Regions from separate parts of the Homo sapiens genome. Here region 2 is linked to region 1. Evidence: read pairs that join two places in POLR2A ChIA-PET (ENCODE). Cell type or tissue: OCI-LY7. All regions are shown on one strand. Each heading gives the region's core, and the rest is flanking DNA. Links, peaks and the distances in the headings are about the cores only. Region 1 overlaps CUX1 (cut like homeobox 1). Region 2 overlaps CUX1 (cut like homeobox 1).

Region 1 (9,744 bases), core at 3,334-5,833:
CAGACTTACATTCCACTGCTAGAAACATTCAATCAGAAAAGCCTGGCCAAAGGCTGGGCATGGTGGCTCACACCTGTAATCCTGGCACTTTGGGAAGCCGAGGCGGGTGGATCATGTGAGGTCAGGGGTTCGAGACCAGCCTGGCCAACATGGTGAAACCATATCTCTACTAAAAATACAAAAAATTGGCTGGGTACGGTGGCTCACGCCTATAATCCCAGCACTTTGGGAGACTGAAGTGGGCAGATCACCTGAGGTCAGGAGTTCGAGACCAGCCTGACCAACGTGGAGAAACCTCGTCTCTACTAAAAACACAAAATGAGCTGGGCATGGTGGCACATGCCTGTAATCCCAGCTACTCGGGAGACTGAGGCAGAAGAATCGCTTGAACCCAGGAGGTAGAGGTTTGCGGTGAGCAGAGATCACGCCATTGCACTCCAGCCTGGGCAACAAGAGCAAAACCACATCTCAAAAAAAAAAAGAAAATAAAAGAAAAGAAAAGAAAATAAAAGAAAAGAAAAGAAAAGAAAAGAAAAGCCTGGCCAAGCAGCGTCTCCATCGTGTGTTTTATTTTGTGGCATGGCAGCGTGTGGCTAACAATGGCTGAGAAAGGACTCAGAAAGACAAACAAGAAGTTGGCCTGTCCTGGAACTGGCTGATTAATCTAGTTCTAGGAGGAGTGGCTTTGGCAGCTTTAAGCAATTCTGTGGCAACAGCATTGAATCTATTTGCCCTGCATACAGACAAATTAGGATTTTTTTTTTTTTTTTTTTTTTGAGACAGAGCCTCGCTCTGTCGCCTAGGCTGGAGTGCAGTGGCATGATCTTGGCTCACTGCAGCCTCCACCTCCTGGGTTCAAGCGATTCTCCTGCCTCAGCCTCCTGAGTAGCTGGAATTACAGGTGCCCACCATGCCTGGCTAATTTTTGTGTTTTGAGTAGAGATGGGGTTTCACATGTTGGCCAGGCTGGTATCGAACTCCTGACCTCAGATGATCTGCCTGCCTCGGCCTCCCAAAGTGCTGGGATTACAGGCATGAGCCACCGCGCCCAGCCAATTTAGGATATTTCTAATGGCAGTTCCGTCCGCCCAGGGCGGTGCTGGTGGCCGCCTGCCTTGCCTCTCCAGGAGCTCTTGGAATTACATTCAGTTGAATTCATGTGGTGCCTGGGTGGGTGTGTCTAGGCCCAAGCAGGTCACCTCTGTCACTATCTCTCGTCCACACTGAATCTAGAACCAGCCATCAGGAAGGTGGCAAGGTGACCTGTATGTCCAGGACTGTAGAGGTGATTTCTGGTTCATGCTAATTAATCAACTGGTTTTTTTTTTTTTTTTAATTTCCTGAGATGGAATCTCATTCTGTCACCCAGGCTGGAGTGCAGTGGTGCAATCTCAGTTAACTGCAACCTCCGCCTCCCGGGTTCAAGCGATTCTCCTGCCTCAGCCTCCCGAGTAGCTAGGATTACAGACACACAATGCCACAACCGACTCATTTTTATATTTTTTGTAGAGACGGGGTTTTGCCACGCTGGCCAGGCTGGTCTTGAACTCCTGACCTCAGGTGATCCATGCCTTGGCCTCCCAAAGAGCTGGGATTACAGGTGTGAGCCACTGCATCCGACCTAATCAACTATTAAGACTACAGAAAAATGTCCTCTTCAACAAAAAAGATTTTTCCCAGTTTATTTCCAGATGTGTCATGCCAAGTGTTTCTGATGATCACGTCAAATCACTGAAGAGCTTACGCCTCCCTTGCTGGTCAGTTCAACTCTTGGGCAGAAAATATCTAAGACTCTGCCTGGAATAAGATGTATTTGGAGATATTTCTCCTGGTCTCTTGGGCTAGAAAACCTATTTCTTAGCCTAGTGGAGAAGCTGTTCTGGTGGCAGCCAAGGAGGTGGCCTCACCACCCTGACTTGTAACACTGGCTCTGAAGTGTTCTGGAACGGCCAGCGCTGGGGAAGTCCCGGGCATCTGGTTACAAGGTGTCCCCGGGAGCCTACATGGTCTCAAGCAGGCATTTAGCCGTTCAGAGCGGATACCATCTCATCACAGGGTGATGGTTCACAAAAGAAGGGATCTAGCTGTTGATGATTTCAATTTCTGATTGCATAATTTCTTTCTTTTTCTTTTCTTTTCTTTTTTTTTTTTTGATACAGAGTCTCACCCTGTTGCCCAGGCTGGAGTGCAGCGGTATGATTTTGGCTCACTGCAACCTCCACCTCCCAGGATGAAGTGATTCTCCCACCTCAGCCTCCTGAGTAGCTGGGATTACAGATGCCCGCCATCACGCCCAGCTAATTTTTGTATTTTTAGTAGAGACAGGGTTTCACCATGTTGGCCAGGCTGGTCTTGAACTCCTGACCTCAAGTAATCCACCTGCCTCGGCCTCCCAAAGTGCTGGGATTACAGGTGTGAGCCACCGCGCCCGGCCTGATTGCATAATTTCTGTGGAGCATTTGCACTTGCAATCAGTTTCCAAGTTCACGGACAGTCTCTCTGTGGCCCATCTGTTGGCGGTCACGGTGTCAGACTTCTATCACTTGTGGCTTGCCTTCGTTACTTTCACGCAACTTTCTGATCACATAGTTATTCAGGATTTCTGTCCTGAGGGCGTCGAAAAAAAATACAAAACTCACAAAATGAAGCGTTGAGGTGGTTTGTGTGGTGAGATCCACGAAACAGGAGAATTCAAACTAAAAACAGGCCTAATGGCAGTGAAAGGAAGGAACAGGGAAACAGACACTGATCTGGAGCTGGGATAAATTCATTTCAGGAGCTGAGAAGTAAGCGTAGCCCATCATTGGCAGCTGAGGCAGGAAGAAGGGGGCCCTGTCCCGGGTCGGCGTGTGGTGACACTGGTTTTGAGGCTCTGGCGTCTTCCTGAAGACCCCTGTTAAACCAGCTGTAGCTGTGTTTCTAGATCTGGAACCCCAGATCTAGCGGTGGCGGCCCTGAGACATCACTTCCCTGTGGTCACCGCCGGACTCCCGTCTCCTCCTGTGTCCCTGCAGAGACAGGGCCACTGGGAGCCCTCGTTCTACTTTTGTGTCTGCCCCACCATGAGAACGGCCCCTCGCCAAGCCTGAGCACTGTCCTGGGAGATCTTTCTTGCTCTTTCTTGTCTATTCTCTGTCATTTGCTGAGAAATCAGAGTTGATGCTAGAAACACAGGGGCGAGGAGGATACTGCTTGCATATCAGTGGTAACCCAGACCACGATGGCAGAAAACAGCCACCCGGCAAGGGGACTGGTGGCCACGGGGCTCACACAAGCCGATGCCCATCACCTGGCGATGGTGTCCAGGACATTGTCACGAAGGTCCCTGGCATGTGTGGCCCCAGGCACACCTCACATCCTCCTCATCTCAAAATGGAAGACCCTTTTGGGGGAAATTACTCTTAGCTGGCATCAGGTTAAACTCTGCCTCCCCTCAGCAGTCACCTGGGAGGTAGCAAGCAGCCAGCGACACCGTGTCTCAGGAATTCTTCCTGTTAGAGTCAAGCCAGCAAATACAGAGATGGTTTCCACCGTGAGACCCAGGGGAGCCTCGCTTCTCTGGGGAAGGTGAAGGAGGCTTTTCTGCTCCCTGGGCTGGTGTCATATTCCTCACTGGGTGATTTGGGGAAGGAGAGCCGGAACCAGGGGTCCACGAGGTCACCTCATCCTAGAAGAAGTTCCACGGGCCCCCCAACCCCTGCCCATCCCTCAAGGGTCCCTGAAAGGCCCCAGGAAGGATGGTAAGTAAATGCTTTTGCTGGGTGCTGTGGCTCACGCCTGTAATCCCAGCACTTTGGGAGGCTGAGGTGGGCAGATCACTTGAGGTCAGGGGTTTGAGACCAGCCTGGTCAACATGGTGAAATCCTGTCTCTACTAAAAATACAAAAATTAGCTGGGCGTGGGGGTGTGCACCTGTAGTCCCAGCTACTTGGGAGACTGAGACATGAGAATTGGCATGAGAATTGCTTGAATCTGGGAGGGGGAGGGTGCAGTGAGTCAAGATCACGCCACTGAACTCCAGCCTGGGTCACAGGGTGAGACTCCATCTCAAAAAAAAAAAAAAAAAAAAGCTTTCCCCTAACCGCAGTGCCCGATTGGGATGTGAATACAGGATGTAGACAGCTACTTCCAGGCCTCTAAAGTCTGAACAATTTGACTCATAAAACGTGGTAAGGCATCATGGGAAGGACACAGAGAGGGGTGGGCTTGCAGAGGATAAAGACAGGGCCTTGGGCCAGCTGCAGCCTGGTGGGGCGAAGGTGTGGGGAGAGGGCTGGGGGGTCTCATGTGCGACATGGCCCCAGACCTGTGGAGAGGTGGCTGTGGTTAGGAATTCTCTTGGGAGGCTCATTTTCTTCTCCCTCTGGAACCAACAAGAGAGAACCCTCACCGTCTCCCCTTTAAGGGCAGACTCCTTCCCCCACCCTGCCAGTTTACACTTTCAGAGTGTGGCCTTTGAAGTCCCTGGTTTTATATGGCGGGGGAGGGGGGTTTTCTCTGATCCAATCTTCCACCCCCTTCTTGGCCCCAGGTTTTGTCTCTTGTTCTCTGCTTGCATGGCCATTAAAACTCAGGCTTGAGGACACCAGAGATGAGCAAGTCCCCCGAGGAACAAAGTAGACCCAGGAGCTGATGATGGGCTAAGGCCCTGCTGCCCTACCCGCAGCATGCAATTACAGTGAACATCTCGACTCCCAGAGGTAACTCCATGTCACTGACTCTGCAGGAAGGAGGTCGGGAACAGCTACCACAGCTGGAGACCAAATGCTGACCACCACGTGTCCCACGCTGATGCTGCACCAGTGGCCAAGGCCTCCATGGAGACCCACTCTCCGTGGTGAGGGTCAGCTGTGGTTTCCAACCCCTAACCTCAACCTGGAGAGTCCTCCACTAGGGCAGTCTTGTGACATAAACACCAGGCAGGTGAACAGGAAGAGGGCAGCTCACTTCAATGACTCCCTCCCAGCCCCACTGTGGGCTAGGAGAACATGCCACTGCGCTCCAGCCTGTGCGTCAAAGCCCATATTCATTCAATACATCTTTTTGAGCACGGACTCTGAGCAGGCCTCGTAGGTAGTAAAGAAATGCTGGCTTCAAAGCCGGGCGCAGTAGCTCATGCCTGTAGTCCCAGTACTTTGGTAGGCCAAGGCGAGAGGATAGCTTGAGCCCAGGAGTTTGAGACCCACCAGCAACTCGGATCACCACTGCTCAGAAAGGAGGCCCCGGAGGGGTGGTGGGCGGGCCACTTTTTTTCACCACAAAAAGGCTGTGAATTGCTGAAAGCCCCCGGACGGGACGGGGTTTCACATGCAGTTCAAAGTGTAAAGCTGTGGCTTCTTATTGACCATGAAGTCTCAAGAGATCTGATCCTTTACTGTCACCAATTGGGACAGTGAGTATTTATGCCAGTGCCCTGATGTTCAACAAACAGGTGTGAATGAGGCTCGGACATAACTGACAGGTGCCGACCCCTCTGCTACTTCTCCATAACAGGAGCACAGTGGTTGAGCAATAAACGAGCACTTCAGGTCTCCGTAGAACATTCTAACTACACACCCAGGGAAAACGAATGTTGTATGCCAGTGAGCTAGTAAATTGCTCCTCCTGGGGGGTTTCCTGATGGGAAAGGTGTTGGTCCAGATGCCTGCCACCTGCACCAGTGTTGGACTGTGTCTGCGCCCTCCTCTTCCTGCCCAGCCCGCCTCCAGCTCACCTCCGCAGGGATGGCCTCAGCTCAGGCCCATGCCATCTCTCCCCATACTTACACAATAGCCTCCCACAGCTCTCCTGGCTTCTGGTCTTTCCACTCCCATCTGTTCTCCAATGTATAGCCAGAGAGATCCTTCTAGAACTCAAACCTGATGTCTCAATCCCGCCTACGATTCTTCACTGCTCCCAGGATGAATCCTTCATACTCAGACCCTCCCACAGGCCTGGCCAGGTCCCGTCCTACCAGCCCACTCTCTGACCCGCATCTCTGGTGTTGGTTTTGAACTCTCGGGCCCAAGAGATCCTCCCATCTCAGCCTCCTGGGTTAGCTGGGACCACAGGTGCACACCACCACACCTGGCTATTTTTTTTTTTTTAAACTTTTTTGTAGAGAAAAAAGTCTCACTATGTTGCCCAGGCTGGTCTCAAACTCATGGGCTCAAGTGATGCTCCTGCCTCGGCCTCTCCAACTGCCGGTACTATAGGCACCGCCGCCACCATGCCTGGCTCTGGGCAGCTTTTCTCTTAGTTGATGGCCCAGGGCAACGTCCCCTTCTCTGGCTTTCCTTTAACCTTCCACTTCTTTTCCTGCTGGAAATATTCTCTCGATATTCCAAGGGCTTGCATCTTTCCTCCCTGGATGCTTCTCATGCCAATGGGTTCACCTGTAGCTTCACGAAATCCTAGACTTCAGGGTCAAAAGGGACCCTTTGAGCCTTCTTGTTCAATCCCTCCTTCGGTCCACTCTGTGCGTGATTCCCCATCTCATGCTCTCTGGGAGGGCTGGCCTGAATCTGCTTGCATAGCTCTGGTGACAGGGAGCTCACTCTCTCCAGAGCAAGCATCTTTCAGCGTGGCAACTCTGGAGAGCCAGACCACTGGGAATAAGCTTCCTGGCTGGGCATGGTGGCTGATGCCTGTAACCCCAGAACTTTGGGAGGCAGAGGTGGGTGGATCGTTTGAGCCCAGGAGTTCAAGAGCAGCCTGGGCAAACATGGCAAAACCCCGTCTCTACTAAAAACACAATAATTAGCTGGGTGTGGTGGCATGTGCCTGTAATCTCAGCACTTTGGGAGGCCGAGGTGGGCAGATCGCTTGAGCCCAGGAGTTATCTCTACTAAAAATAAGAAAATTAGCCATGCGTGGTGCCATATGCCTGTAGTCCCAGCTACTCGGGAGGCTGAGGCAGGAGAATCGCTTGAACCCAGGATGGGGAGCCATATGCCCGTAGTCCCAGCTACTCGGGAGGCTGTGGCAGGAGAATCGCTTGAACCCAGGATGGGGAGCCATATGCCCATAGTCCCAGCTATTTGGGAGGCTGAGGCAGGGGAATCACTTGAACCCAGGACGGGGAGGTTGCAGTGAGCTGAGATTGTGCCACTGCACTCCAGCCTGGGCAACAGAGCAAGACTGTCTCAGAAGCAAAAACAAAAAAGTTTCCTCTCGCCAGCCTCTATGCTTGGCTGGGGTCTACAGGGGTCTCTCAGAAAAAGCCTGGCTCCGTCCCCTGGCCTTTCTTTCTGGTCGGCTCTTGAGAACTACAAGGACAGAACCCACAAATGCCCCCATGACCCTTCCCCCTTATCTTTTCGCGTCCCAGATTCCTGAAATTATTCCTCTTGCTCCTGCTGTCCAGTGGTGCTGCCGTCTTTCCCTGCTACCCCAAGATTAGGAACGTCTCCGAACCCCCTAGTTCTTTTTATGTTAGAGCCCCTCCCTGTCCTGGCCATGGAGTCATCTCTGAATGCACTCCAAGGAGCTGTTTTCCTTATACTGTGGCTTCCAGTCTAAAATGGAATTTCCGGCTGGGCGCGGTGGCTCTTGCCTGTAACCCCAGCACTTAGGGAGGCCAAGGTGGGCAGATCACCTGAGGTCAGGAGTTCGAGACCAGCCTGGCCAACACGGTGAAACCCCGTCTCTACTAAAACTATAAAAATTAGCTGGGCATGGTGGGCGCCTATAATCCCAGCTACTTGGGAGGCTGAGGCAGGAGAATTGCCTGAACCCATGAGGTGGAGGATGCAGTGAGCTGAGATCGTGCCATTGCACTCCAGCCTAGATGACAAGAGTAAAATTCCATTTCAAAGAAGAAAAATAAATAAATTTAAAAAATGGAATTTCCTAGGCACGGACTCCTTGCTGCCAATGAGCAGAATCACCACCTCCTTCATTCTAGAAACTGTATTTCTATTAATGTAGCCGTATCAGGCTATAAACTCTGGCTGAGTTGTTGGTGAGAACTCACCTCTACCCCTCACCACCCTTTCCTGAAGGCAGGACTTTACAATTCCCCCAAAACCTGAGCTTCTTCAGCAGCTACGGAACTAACATTTATTTAGGCATCTACTTCTTTTATTTTTTTTGAGATAGGGTCTCACTCTGTCACCTAGGCTGGGGTGCAGTGGTGCAATCATAGCTCACTGCAACCTCTACCTCCTGGACTCAAGCGATCCTCCTGCCTCAGCCTCCCGAGTGGCTGGGACTACAGGCACACTGCCACGCCCAGCTAACTTTTGTATTTTTTATGGAGATGGGGGACTTGTTAAATTGCCCAGGCTGGTCTCAAACTCCTGACCTCAAGTGATCCGCCTGCCTCGGTCTCCCCAAGTGTTGGGATTATAGGTGTGAGCCACTGCGCCCGGCCACCATCTACTTTTTACTCTGGCATTTTACCTCAAATCCTCGAAACAATCTTGCAAAGGAAGCATTAGCTAAATTCCCTTCCTTTCTTTCAAAAAATTTTTTAACATATTTTAAATCGTGGCAAACTACGCAAAGCATAAAATTTACCATCTTAACCATTAGCGTACTTTTCAGTAGCGTCAAGGACGTTTACGTGGTTGTGCAATGAATCCCCAGAATGTTTTCATCTTGCAAAACCAAAACTCTGTACCCATTTAACAACAACTTCGTATTTCCCTCCTCTCCTCGTCCCTGGCAGTCACCGTGGCACTTTCTGTCTCTCTGAAGTTGGCTCCTCTAGATACTTCATACAGGTGGAATCATTCAGTATTTGTCTTTTTTTGTGACTGGCGTATTTCCCCTGGCATAATGGCCTCAAGGTTCACTTTTCTTTTGATTTTTTTATGACCAAGAAATTTAAGAGATTAAGAGACCCGTCAAGGCCACACAGGAAATACCGAGTTAGGAACTGAACCCGTGTCATTGCGGAGCCAGCACCTGTCCCTACAGCCTTGTCTGGTGTCTCCTAAGACTGGGGTCCACCGAGTGGCTTTGGCACCTTGAGAAGTGCATTCGCTTTGCCAAACTTCTTAGGTAGCTGGGGACTGCCTCTGAGACCACAGAGAACCTGTTCTGGATAGAGCACTGATATTCACAGGATAAGGCTCTCCCGTTTAACAAACCAGGCTCTCCTGTTGGGCACATTAGATTGCCCTAAAGTGCCATCTAAAGGCAAGGCATGCCCAAGACTGGCCTTGAGGAGAGAGGTGGAGTCGGTGGAAACTTGAGAAATAGGAATAGTGATCTATGATGAAGGTAACTCCTTCCAGTAACTGCTTTTTTTTTTTTTTAGACAGATTCTCGCTCTGTCATCCAAGCTGGAGTATGGTGGCATGATTGGTTCACTGCAACCTCTGCCTTCTGGGTTCAAGTGATTCTCCTGCCTCAGCCTCCTGAACAGCTGGGATGACAGGTGCATGTCACCGCACCCGGCTAATTTTTGTATTTTTAGCAGAGATGGGGCTTCACCATGTTGGCCAGGCTGGCCTCAAACTCCTGACCTCAAGTCATCCACCCATCTCGGCCTCCCCAGGTGCTGGGATTACAGGCGTGAGCCACTACACCCAGCCCAAGGCTGGGTAGTAAAAATTTATTTTTAAATTTTATTTTGTATTTTTTTGAGATGGAGTTTCTGCTCTGTTGCCCAGGCTTAGATCTTGGCTCACTGCAACTGCTGCCTCCAGGGTTCAAGTGATTCTCCTGCCTCAGCCTCCTGAGTAGCTGAGATTATAGGCGCCTGCCACCACGCCTTGCTAAATTTTGTATTTTTAGTAGAGACGGGGATTCACCATA
Region 2 (9,744 bases), core at 2,680-5,179, 76 kb before region 1:
AGAGATATTTCTAATTCCCTTAAAGTGAAAGGATAAGAGGAAATAAAGCTCGGTTTTTTTTTTGAGGGGGCAAAAATTGACACCAAGTGTTACTCCCTGAGGGTTCCAGTGGGACAGGAGAAAAGAAAATCTACTTTTCCTGTTTAACCCCTGAGAAAAGAACGTAAAAAACTACGTTCTTGGTTAGGGATTTAACACATCCAGTGTCGGGAAGCTCTGTCGGGTATAACGGCAGGTTGGTCTGTACAAAGCATTTAGTGAAAGAACCAAAGTGTTGGAGAAGAAACTCAGTCTGCATCTCTGCTCTGCCCTCTGCCCTTGGCCTGCTGGGTGAGTGGTCTTTTTTTATTTTTATTTTTATTTTTTTGAGACGGAGTTTTGCTCTGTTGCCCAGGCTGGAGTGCAATGGCGTGATCTCGGCTCACTGCAACCTCCGCCTCCGGAGTTCAAGAGATTCTCCTGCCTCAGCCTCTAGAGTAGCTGGGATTACAGGCATGTGCCACCACACCGGGCTAATTTTGTATTTTTAGTAGAGGCAGGGTTTCACCATGTTGGCCAGGCTGGTCTCGAACTCCTGACCTCAGATGATCTGCCCGCCTTGGCCTTCCAAAGTGCTGGGATTATAGGCGTGAACCACCAAGCCCGCCCCTGCTGGGTGATCTTAGACAAGCGACTTCATGCTAATTTTGAATGCTCACTTCTCCTTCATTTATTTTATTATTATTATTATTATTATTATTATTATTATTATTATTATTATTTTCTGTAGAGACAGGGTCTCACTGAGGCTGGTCTCAAACTCCTGGCCTCAAACCATCCTCCTGCTTCAGCCTCCCAATGTGGTGGAGTTCCAGGCATGAGCCACTGTGCTCGGCCCCTCGTTTCTCCTTCCACCTGTTTCGTTGCTTATAAAATTCTTCTCTACTCCAATCCTCCTTTCAAGAGCCTGCTCATTTCATACCTCTTCCATGATATTTTTCCAGATCTCTGCAGCTCAAACTCATCTCTTGGATCCCATATTTGACTCAGCCCAGCCTGCTTTGTTGTGGAGTTATTTTTGAAAGGAAGCATTTGTTGAGTGTCTACTCTGGATTCAGACCTGGGATTCATTTATTTTTTTGAGACAGAGTCTCGCTGTGTCACCCAGACTGGAGTGCAGTGGTATGATCATGGCTCACTGCAACCTCCACCTCACAGGTTCAGGCGATTCTCTTGCCTCAGCCTCCTGAGCAGCTGGGATTACAGGCGCACCCCACCACACCTGGCTAATTTTTGTATTTTTAGTAGAGACGGGGTTTCATCATGTTGGCCAGGCTGGTCTCGAACTCCTGGCCTCAAGTGATCCACCCGCCTTGGCCTCCCAAAGTGCTAGGATTACGGGCATAAGCTACCACACCCAGCCCAGACCTGTGATTACTAAATTTTACTTACTAAGTTTTGAGGTCCTACTGGTATTCTTCTTCTCTCCCCTTCTCTATCTTTGCCACAGGTGTACCACTGAATTTGCTAGTGCTAAAATGCACAAAAGAGGCATCCCCACAATGACCGCAGACTACAGTGTGACGGGTATGACTGTCAGAAGACCAGCAAGACAAGCAGCAAACTGAGAAACCCGAGGGTGTGTACCCTGGCCAGGGGGCAGTGACTGCCATGCAGCTGAGGCCTGTTGGGGGACTTGGGAAACAAACGTGGCTCCAGCAGGGCCAGGGAACATACTTTTGGAACTGTTTTGTATAATTGGTAGCATCTATGCCCAGATGGTAACCTAGGGCTTTGCATGTGTCTATATTATAGAAAGCGTTATCACACATGCCCTAAAATGGATGTGAATTGCAGGAGACTTCAAAGTGCACGCATCTCTGTGGCTAGAAAGTAGAGATGGCATCTAGGCGTGGTGGCTCACGCCTGTAATCCCAGAACTTTGGGAGGCCGAGGTGGGTGGATCACTTGAGGTCAAGAGTTTGAGACCAGTCTGGCCAACATGGTGAAACCCAGTCTCTACTAGAAATACAAAAAATTAGCCGGGCATGGTGGTGGGTGCCTATAATTTCAGCTACTCAGGAGGCTGAGGCAGGAGAAGCTTGAACCTAGGAGGCAGAGGTTGCAGTGAGCCGAGATCGTGCTGCTGTACTCCAGCCTGGGTGACAGAGCAAGGCTCTGTCTCAGAAAAAAAAAAAAAAAAAAAAAAGAAAGAAAGAAAGTGGAAATGGGATAGCATGGCACCTGGCAAAGAGAAGCTTCAGGAAACCCCTGTCCACGTTTCCGTTCATTTCCTTCATTCTGCTTCATTACTGTTGAAGTTTCCTTCCAAGTAGAGGGACCTCCACTGTTCTAACTGCTGGCCTCCCTCTGCCTCTGTTTTGATCTGATTGCTAAATTTGGAATGAAGAAACTGGCTGTGCAGCTCCTGGACTTTCTTTTTTTGAGACAGGGTCTGGCTCTATCACCCAGACTGGAGTGCAGTGGTGTGATCTCGGCTCACTGCAACCTCCGCCTTCTGGCCTCAAGTGATCCTCCCACCTCAGCCTCCTGAGTAGCTGGGGCTGTAGGTGCGTGTTACCACGCCTGGCTAATCCTGGATTTTGTCCTTGCGGGAGGTAGCTGGAACACGGGGAGGCCTGTGCGGGGCCAGGGCTGCCATTGTGGGGAAGTTTGCCTGAGTCTAGGGTCCACGTAGCAGGTGCGCTCAGTTCTCACAATGAGCAGCATCTTGTGACTTTGCCTCTATGGGCAATAAAGGTGTGATTTGGACTCTGACCTAATATTTTAGTTTCCCAATTTGTTCAGAGCCTGGGTGGTTTACTGGGCCCCTTTAGGAACTCCAGTGGACCTTATGGGGGAGGGAGGGCCCGGTGAGAGACACAACTTCCCCTCCAGCCTGACTGTGACTTTGTGCTGCCCATGACTGTGTCATGTGCACAGCTGGGAGGGCCCCACTGCCATCGGCTAGACCTACGTAGGGTGACCTTGGTTGAACCAGGAGCACCTACCCCAATGTTATCGTGCCCTAGGGACAATGGGAAGCAGCACCTGAGATGGTCAATGGCAAGGCACTAGCTTAGGGATCTCCATCAGGGCCCTGGAATTCTTGGTTTCTAGCAGCAGAGAGTATGGTTATAGCTATGATCAGCAACTCAGGATCCTTCAGTGGGTTTCCTCCATCTACTCCAAACACTTCATCCCAGTGCACTTTGTTCTACCAAGACAGCACTGGGGCCTGACCTCCTTAGCCCCTCTGAGTTCTATATTTTTCATCTGTAGAATGAAGAGAACTGGCTGGGTGCGGTGGCTCATGCCTGTAATCCCAGCACTTTGGGAGGCCGAGGCAGGCGGATCACTTGAGGTCAGGAGTTCGAGACCAGCCTGGCCAATATGATGAAACCCGTCTCTACTAAAAATACAAAAATTAGCCAGGCGTGGTGGTGCACACCTGTAGTCTCAGCCACTCAGGAGGCTGAGGCAGGAGAGTCGCTTGAACCTGGGAGAAGGAGGCTGCAGTGAGCCGAGATCGTGCCACTGCACTCCAACCTGGGCGACAGAGCAAGGCTCCGTCTCAAACAACAACAACAACAAAAAAGGAATGACAAGAATAAGGTATCTCATATACATTTGTGAGCTGTGAGGATTAAGTGATATAACTCGGTGAAATACTTAGCTCAGAATCTGAGATCTAGAAGATGCTCAATCTGTCTTCATTAACTCATGAACTTTCCCAAATGCAAAGGTCTTAAATGACTTCATTTATTTAATTACAGAACTAATCAAACTAATTTGGAAGATAACATGGCAGAAGACCCCGAGAAAGCACTGCAAAATCACTAAGAAATAAAAGTTCAGGCCAGGTGTGGTGGCTCATGTCTATAATCACAAGGCTTTGGGAGGTTGAGGTGGTAGGACTGCTTGAGGCCAGGAGTTTGAGACCAGCTTGGGCAACAGAGCGAGACCCCTGTCTCTATAAAAAATCAGCAGGCATGGTGGTGCATTGGCATCCTAGCTACTCAGGAGGCTGAGGTGGGAGGACTGCCTGAGCCCAGGAGTTCCAGCCTGCAGTAAGCTATGATTGCACCACTGCACTTTAGCCTGGGTGACAGAGCAAGCCCTTGTCTCTAAAAATAAATAAATATGAATATAACTATAAATATAGATATATATAAACTAAACCACAAAAGTTTCACTCCTTTTGAACCATGAATGCCTACACTCTCCCTTATTAAATGATGTAATCGAGAGGTGATTTTCTTTCTGGGTCATGGCAGATACCACCTGTTTCTAACTATGTGACAGTGACGGGAAGGGACGTGGCCTTACATCTCTGCAGTTAAAACCTCCAATAACACCTAAGGAACTGCCAGGCGTGGTGGCTCACGCCTGTAATCCCAGCACTTTGCGGGGCCGAGGTGGGCAGATCACCTGAGGTCAGGATGTTTGAGACAAGCCTGACCAACATAGTGAAACCCCGTCTCTACTAAAAATACAAAAATTAGCCGGGCTTGGTGGTGCATGCCTGTAATCCCAGCTACTTGGGAGGCTGACGCAGGAGAACTGCTTAAACCCAGGAGGCGGAGGTTGCAGTGAGCCGAGATTGCGCCAATGCACTCTAGCCTGGGCAACAAGATTGAAACTCCATCTCAAAAGAAAAGAAAAGAAAAGAAAAAAAAAACCCTAAGGGACCAAGGAACGGACCAATCACCGAGCTCCCAGCGCCCCACCTCCGGCCCCAGCCTCACCCCTGTGCGCCATGGCGGCCTCCGGACAGATCAGCCCCTTCCCCTGGGCCGACCGGCGCTCCCTGTGAGCCAGCCGTCGTACCTGTAGTTGTGGAACCAGTTGATGACGGTGCTGGTTTTCAGGTTGAGCTGGGTGGCGAGGTCTTCGATGGTTTTTGGTGACGGGTATGGCTTTTGCTGATACGCTCGTTTCAGCGCCTCCTTCTCCTCCGGAGCCAGCACCACCCGGGGTTTCTTCAGCTGGTGCTGGGGCTGGGGGCTGGCGCCCTGGCTGTACTCGGTGCCGACAGAGGGCGGTTCGCAGGGCTGGCTGTCACTGACTGAGCTGTGCCGCCGCTTCATGTAGGCTGCGGAGGAAGAGATGGCAGACTAAGGTCAGGCCCAGCTGGGACAGCAGCCCAAATCCCCAGTCCCGCTAGCGGGACGGCACAGTGCCGGCTTGCAGGACTTTGCATAGAGCATCTCAAAACACTAAGATGAGGCTGGGCATGGTGGCTCATGCCTGTAATCCAAGCACTTTGGGAGGCCGAGGCAGGCAGATCACTTGATGTCAGGAGTTCAAGACCAGCCTGGCCAATATGGTGAAACCCCGTCTCTACTAAAAGTACAAAAATCAGCTGGGCGTGGTGGTACGCACCTGTAATCCCAGCTACTAGGGAGGCTGAGGCAGAATTGCATGAACCTGGGAGGTGGAGGTTGCAGTGAGATGAGATGGTGCCACTGCACTCCAGCCTGAGTAACAGAGCAAGATTCCGTCTCAAACAAAACAAAACAAAACAAAACAAAAGAAACAACGCTAAGATGAGAGCCATTCTGTTACCAGCACATGCTCACCAAGGACCTGCTCTGACGGAATGTCAGGTCCTCACCTGTCCCTGCACAACTTAACAGTTTAGTAGGGGAGGCAGAGAAGTATCCAGAGAGATGTTCCCAGCAGAGTGAAAAGTGGGGTGGGGGTAAGTAAGTGCAAGAGACCATGGGGATACTGAGAAGAGTTCCTCGGCCAGGCCTGGGTGTGGGCGGCAAGCCACCCAGGTACCGAGGCAAGAGACCGAGGACACAAGCTGTTCTAGTATAATAAAATATAAAACAAGAATAGTTACACCAGATATAGATCTTAGATATGATTATATATGAATATCATTAATCATTAGTTTGTAGCAATTACTCTTTATTCCAATATTATAATAATCCTTGCTCTATAACCATAACCTAGGAAAAACCAGGCCATACAGAGATAGGAGATGAGGGGACACAGTGAGGAGTGACCAGAAGACAAGAGTGCGAGCCTTCTGTTATGCCCAGACAGGGCCACCAGAGGACTCCTTGGTCTAGAGGTAACGCCAGCGTCTGGGAAGACGCCCGTTGCCAGGCGGACCGTGGTCTAGCGGTAGCCTCAGTGTCAAGGAAAAACACAGGCTACTTAGCAGACCGGGAAAGGGAGTATCCCGGGAAAGGGAGTATCCCTTTCCCCGGGGGAGTTTAGAGAAGACTCTGCTCCTCCACCTCTTGTGGAGGGCCTGACATTGTCAGGCTTGCCCGCAGTTATCTGGAGGCCTAACCATCTCCCTGTGATGCTGTGCTTCAGTGGTCACGCTCCTAGTCTGCCTTCATGTTCCATCCTGTACACCTGGCTCTGCCTTCTAGATAGCAGTAGCAAATTAGTGAAAGTACTAAAAGTCTCTAATAATGGTGTAGGTTGTTTCTCTCTTTGTCTCCTCTCTCTCTCTGCCTCGGCTGCCAGGCAGGGAAGGGCCCCCTGTCCAGTGGACATGTGACCCACGTGGCCTTACCTATGATTGGAGATGGTTCACTCTCCTTATCCTGCCCCTTTGTCTTGTATCCAATAAATATCAGTGCAGCCTGGCATTTGGGGCCACTACCAGTCTCCACAACTTGGTGGTAGTGGTTCCCCGGGCCCAGCTGCCTTTTATCTCTTTGTCTTGTGTCTTTATTTCTATACTCTCTCGTCTCCACACACGGGGAGAGACCCACAGACCCTGTGGGGCTGGTCCCTACACCTGGGGAGGCAGAAGGGGAAGTTGCCTAGAAGAGATGATGTTTAAACTGAATCCTGAAGGACATCGCCGGGCGTGGTGGCTCTCGCCTATAATCTCTGCACTTTGGGAAGCTGAGATGGGAGGATTGCTCGAGCCTAGGAGTTTGAGACCAGCCTGGAGAACATAGAGAGACCCTGTCTCAAAAAAAATTTAAAAATTAGCCAGTGTGGTGGCGTGCACCTGTAGTCCCAGCTACTCGGGTAGCTGGGATGGGAGGATCACTTGAGCCCAGAACACCGAGGCTGCGTGCACCCGAGTAGCTGGGACGGGAGGATCACTTGAGCCCAGAACACCGAGGCTGCAGCAGTGAGCTATGATTGCATCACTGCCCTCCAGCCTGGGCAACAGAGACCCTGTCTCTAAAAAAATAAAATAAACAGCTTAGGCAAGGGATTTCCTTAATTAACTTGCCATTTTGTCATGAGAACTCAGAAGCAATTGAGAAGGTAAATCTTCCCCATAGAAAACCCAAACAGCGGAGTCAAAGCTGCTGGATCCAGAGAAAGGAGTTGGATTGTCCAACCGTGGGGACTCCCTCCAGTTCCCTCCTAGGGGACAGACGACTGACCAGGGGCTGGCAGGGGGCTGGAGAAGGCCTCTCTAGGGAGCAGCCTTTGTGGCCGGCACCCCCAGGAGTGAAGAGAAGGCCATCGGACCACAGCGGCTTTGGATACTAGGGCACCTTTGGAAAGGTCTGGGCCCCGCAGAAACAGTAATTCATTTGTAACACAAGAGGGCGCCCCGAGCCTGTGCCGAGGGAAAGATGGGAGGCCTGGGAAGCCCTGGAGATGTATTTGCGGGGACTAAGGTCCTTTCCTAAGGGCCCCAGGGTGAGAAACACAGCAGGGAGTTGGGTTGTCAGGGCCTCCTCCCTCCTAAGGGCTGAGGGCTGCCTCCTGGCTAGTGCAGGAAGCTTCACGCTGCTCGGGTGAGGGGATCACGGGAAACTCTGCACAGATCTATTGGGTTCATGACAGCATTTTCTCTACTTTTGTTTATGTTGGAGATTTCCCATAATAAGACATTGAAAAGGCCGGGCGCAGTGGCTCATGCCTGTAATCCCAGCGCTTTGGGAGGCCGAGATGGGAGGACTGCTTGAGGCCAGGAGTTCAAGATCAGCCTGGGCAATATAGCGAGACTTTAAAAAACAAAAAACAAAAAACAAAACGAAAAATAAGTTGAAAACTTTTAGGGGGGCAATGTGGCACCAGGCCTCTGCAGCTTACAGCGCTGCCTGGGGCTGCCCAAGAGGCATGGCCTACCTCAGACCCTTAGACTACAGGCCCAAGGGCAGGCCAGAGCTCGCTAGAGGGGCCCTGAATGGGGCAGAGGCCACCACCTGGGCAGGTCATCAGTGGGCAGCAGCAGTGCCCCTGGGTCATCCCAGGGGGGCAGCTCGCAGCACAGAGGCAGCGGATGTATATTTAAGAGCATCTGCTTTGAAATCTGACAGCCCTGAGTATGAATTCCCGTTCCCTACTGATAGGAGCTATTGAAATCTGCTAGGCTGCATGAAGCACCGAGGTTCGTATTTCCTGGATAAGGACATCTAAGCAGAGTCGTGTGGATGAACAGCAGTCTTAGCGCAGTGCCTGGCAAACAGGGCAGTTCTCAGAAAATAGAAGCCTCTATTATTATAAAGGAACCCCCATAGGGTTCCTGGAGGAGGCACCAGACACTCTCTCTCCTTCAGCAGTCCTTTCCCGGGTTGGGTGAGAACGGCGATGCTTGGCTGGAATTTCTGGGTGAATTAAGAACTGACAGGCCTGGGTTCCATACCCACCCCTGGCTCAGATGTTGTGTGCGCGTGTGTGTGTGTGTGTGTGTGGCGGGGACGGGGGTGGGGTGGGCTGGGGCAGAGCCACTCAAGGGCCTGGGATGCCCATTCTTTTTTTTTTTTTTTTTGAGATGGGGTCTCGCTGTGCCGCCCAGGCTGGAGTGCAGTGGTGTCATCTCTGCTCACTGCAACCTCCTCCTCCCAGGTTCAAGCGATTCTCCTGCCTCAGCCTCCCAAGTAGCTGGGATTACGGGCGTGCGCCACCATGCCTGGCTGATTTTTGTATTTTTCAGTAGAGATGGGGTTTCACTATGTTGCTGAGGCTGGTCTTGAACTCTGAACCTCAAGTGATCCACCTGCCTCGGACTCCCAAAGTGCTGGGATTACAGACATGAGCCACTGTGCCCGGCCCCTGGGATGCCCACTCTTAGTTAAGGTCCTCTGCGTTAGCTGATCAGGGAGGCTGCCGCTTCTTACGGTCAGACCGGCAGCAGCTGGTTCCCAGTCTCTGCCCCTAAGGGATGCAGTTCAGCCGCCCAGTGAGCTCCCAGCACCATAGGTGACCTGAGGACTGAGGGTGCTCGAGGGGCGGACTCACTGGCGAGGACCAGCGCTTAGAAACTGCAAACCAAGAGGCACAGCACACCTGGCTTTAGGCATTTTTCCTATGCTGTAGCCTACAGGCTGCAAGAAGAACATGAATCCACATTCGAGATGACATGTGGGTGCACGTGGGGTTATTCCTCTAGGGAGGCCAAATCCCCAGAGGCTGGGAAATAACAGCAAGAGAGAGATCTGTTGTGGCAGGAGTTTGCTTTGTCACTTTCCAGGCCGGGTGACCTTGGTGGAGGCACCGAACCTCTCTGAACCTCTGTTTCCTGATCTACAAAATGCATTTTTTTTTTTTGAGATAGGGTCATGGTCTGTCACCCAGGCTGGAGTGCGGTGGCTCAATCTCTGTTCACCGCCTGCAGGGTTCAAGCGATTCTTGTGCCTCAGCCTCCCAAGTAGTTGGGATTATAGAGGCGCACGCCACCAAGCTTGGCTATATTTTTTTTTTTTTTTTTTTTTTAGTAGTGAGGGGGTTTTGCCATGTTGGCCAGGCTGGTCTTGAACTCCTGACCTCAAGTGATCCGCCTGCCTCAGCCTCCCAAAGTGCTGAGATTACAGGCGTGAGCCG

What was found. ChIA-PET counts read pairs that join two places held together with the same protein. Peaks named below come from ENCODE experiments on the same cell type or tissue, not always from the same donor. Only the 100,000 strongest peaks of a DNase experiment are listed, where the experiment ranks them.
Region 2: POLR2A ChIA-PET joins it to region 1 with 5 read pairs; 3 of 35 experiments call an interaction of 5 or more read pairs at or near these places.

What each region holds. Positions count from the first base shown.
Region 1 is chr7:102,159,676-102,169,419 of GRCh38, reverse strand. All of the region lies in intron 9 of CUX1 (cut like homeobox 1), which reads right to left. Among named protein-coding and RNA genes, the nearest start is that of SH2B2, 120 kb to the left of the region's middle. RefSeq lists enhancers at 1-429, 4,546-5,439, 5,440-6,335. In OCI-LY7, for the core only: no CTCF peak of the experiment used is centred there; no DNase peak of the experiment used is centred there.
Region 2 is chr7:102,234,650-102,244,393 of GRCh38, reverse strand. CUX1 (cut like homeobox 1) reads right to left here. Exons shown (of 24, transcript NM_181552.4): 23 at 4,810-5,074. LOC124901711 (a long non-coding RNA gene) reads left to right here. Exons shown (of 3, transcript XR_007060458.1): 2 at 1,490-1,618; 3 at 3,756-3,842. Among named protein-coding and RNA genes, the nearest start is that of SH2B2, 47 kb to the left of the region's middle. RefSeq lists a silencer at 4,264-4,333. In OCI-LY7, for the core only: no CTCF peak of the experiment used is centred there; a DNase peak (open chromatin) is centred at 4,123; H3K27ac peaks cover 768 bases.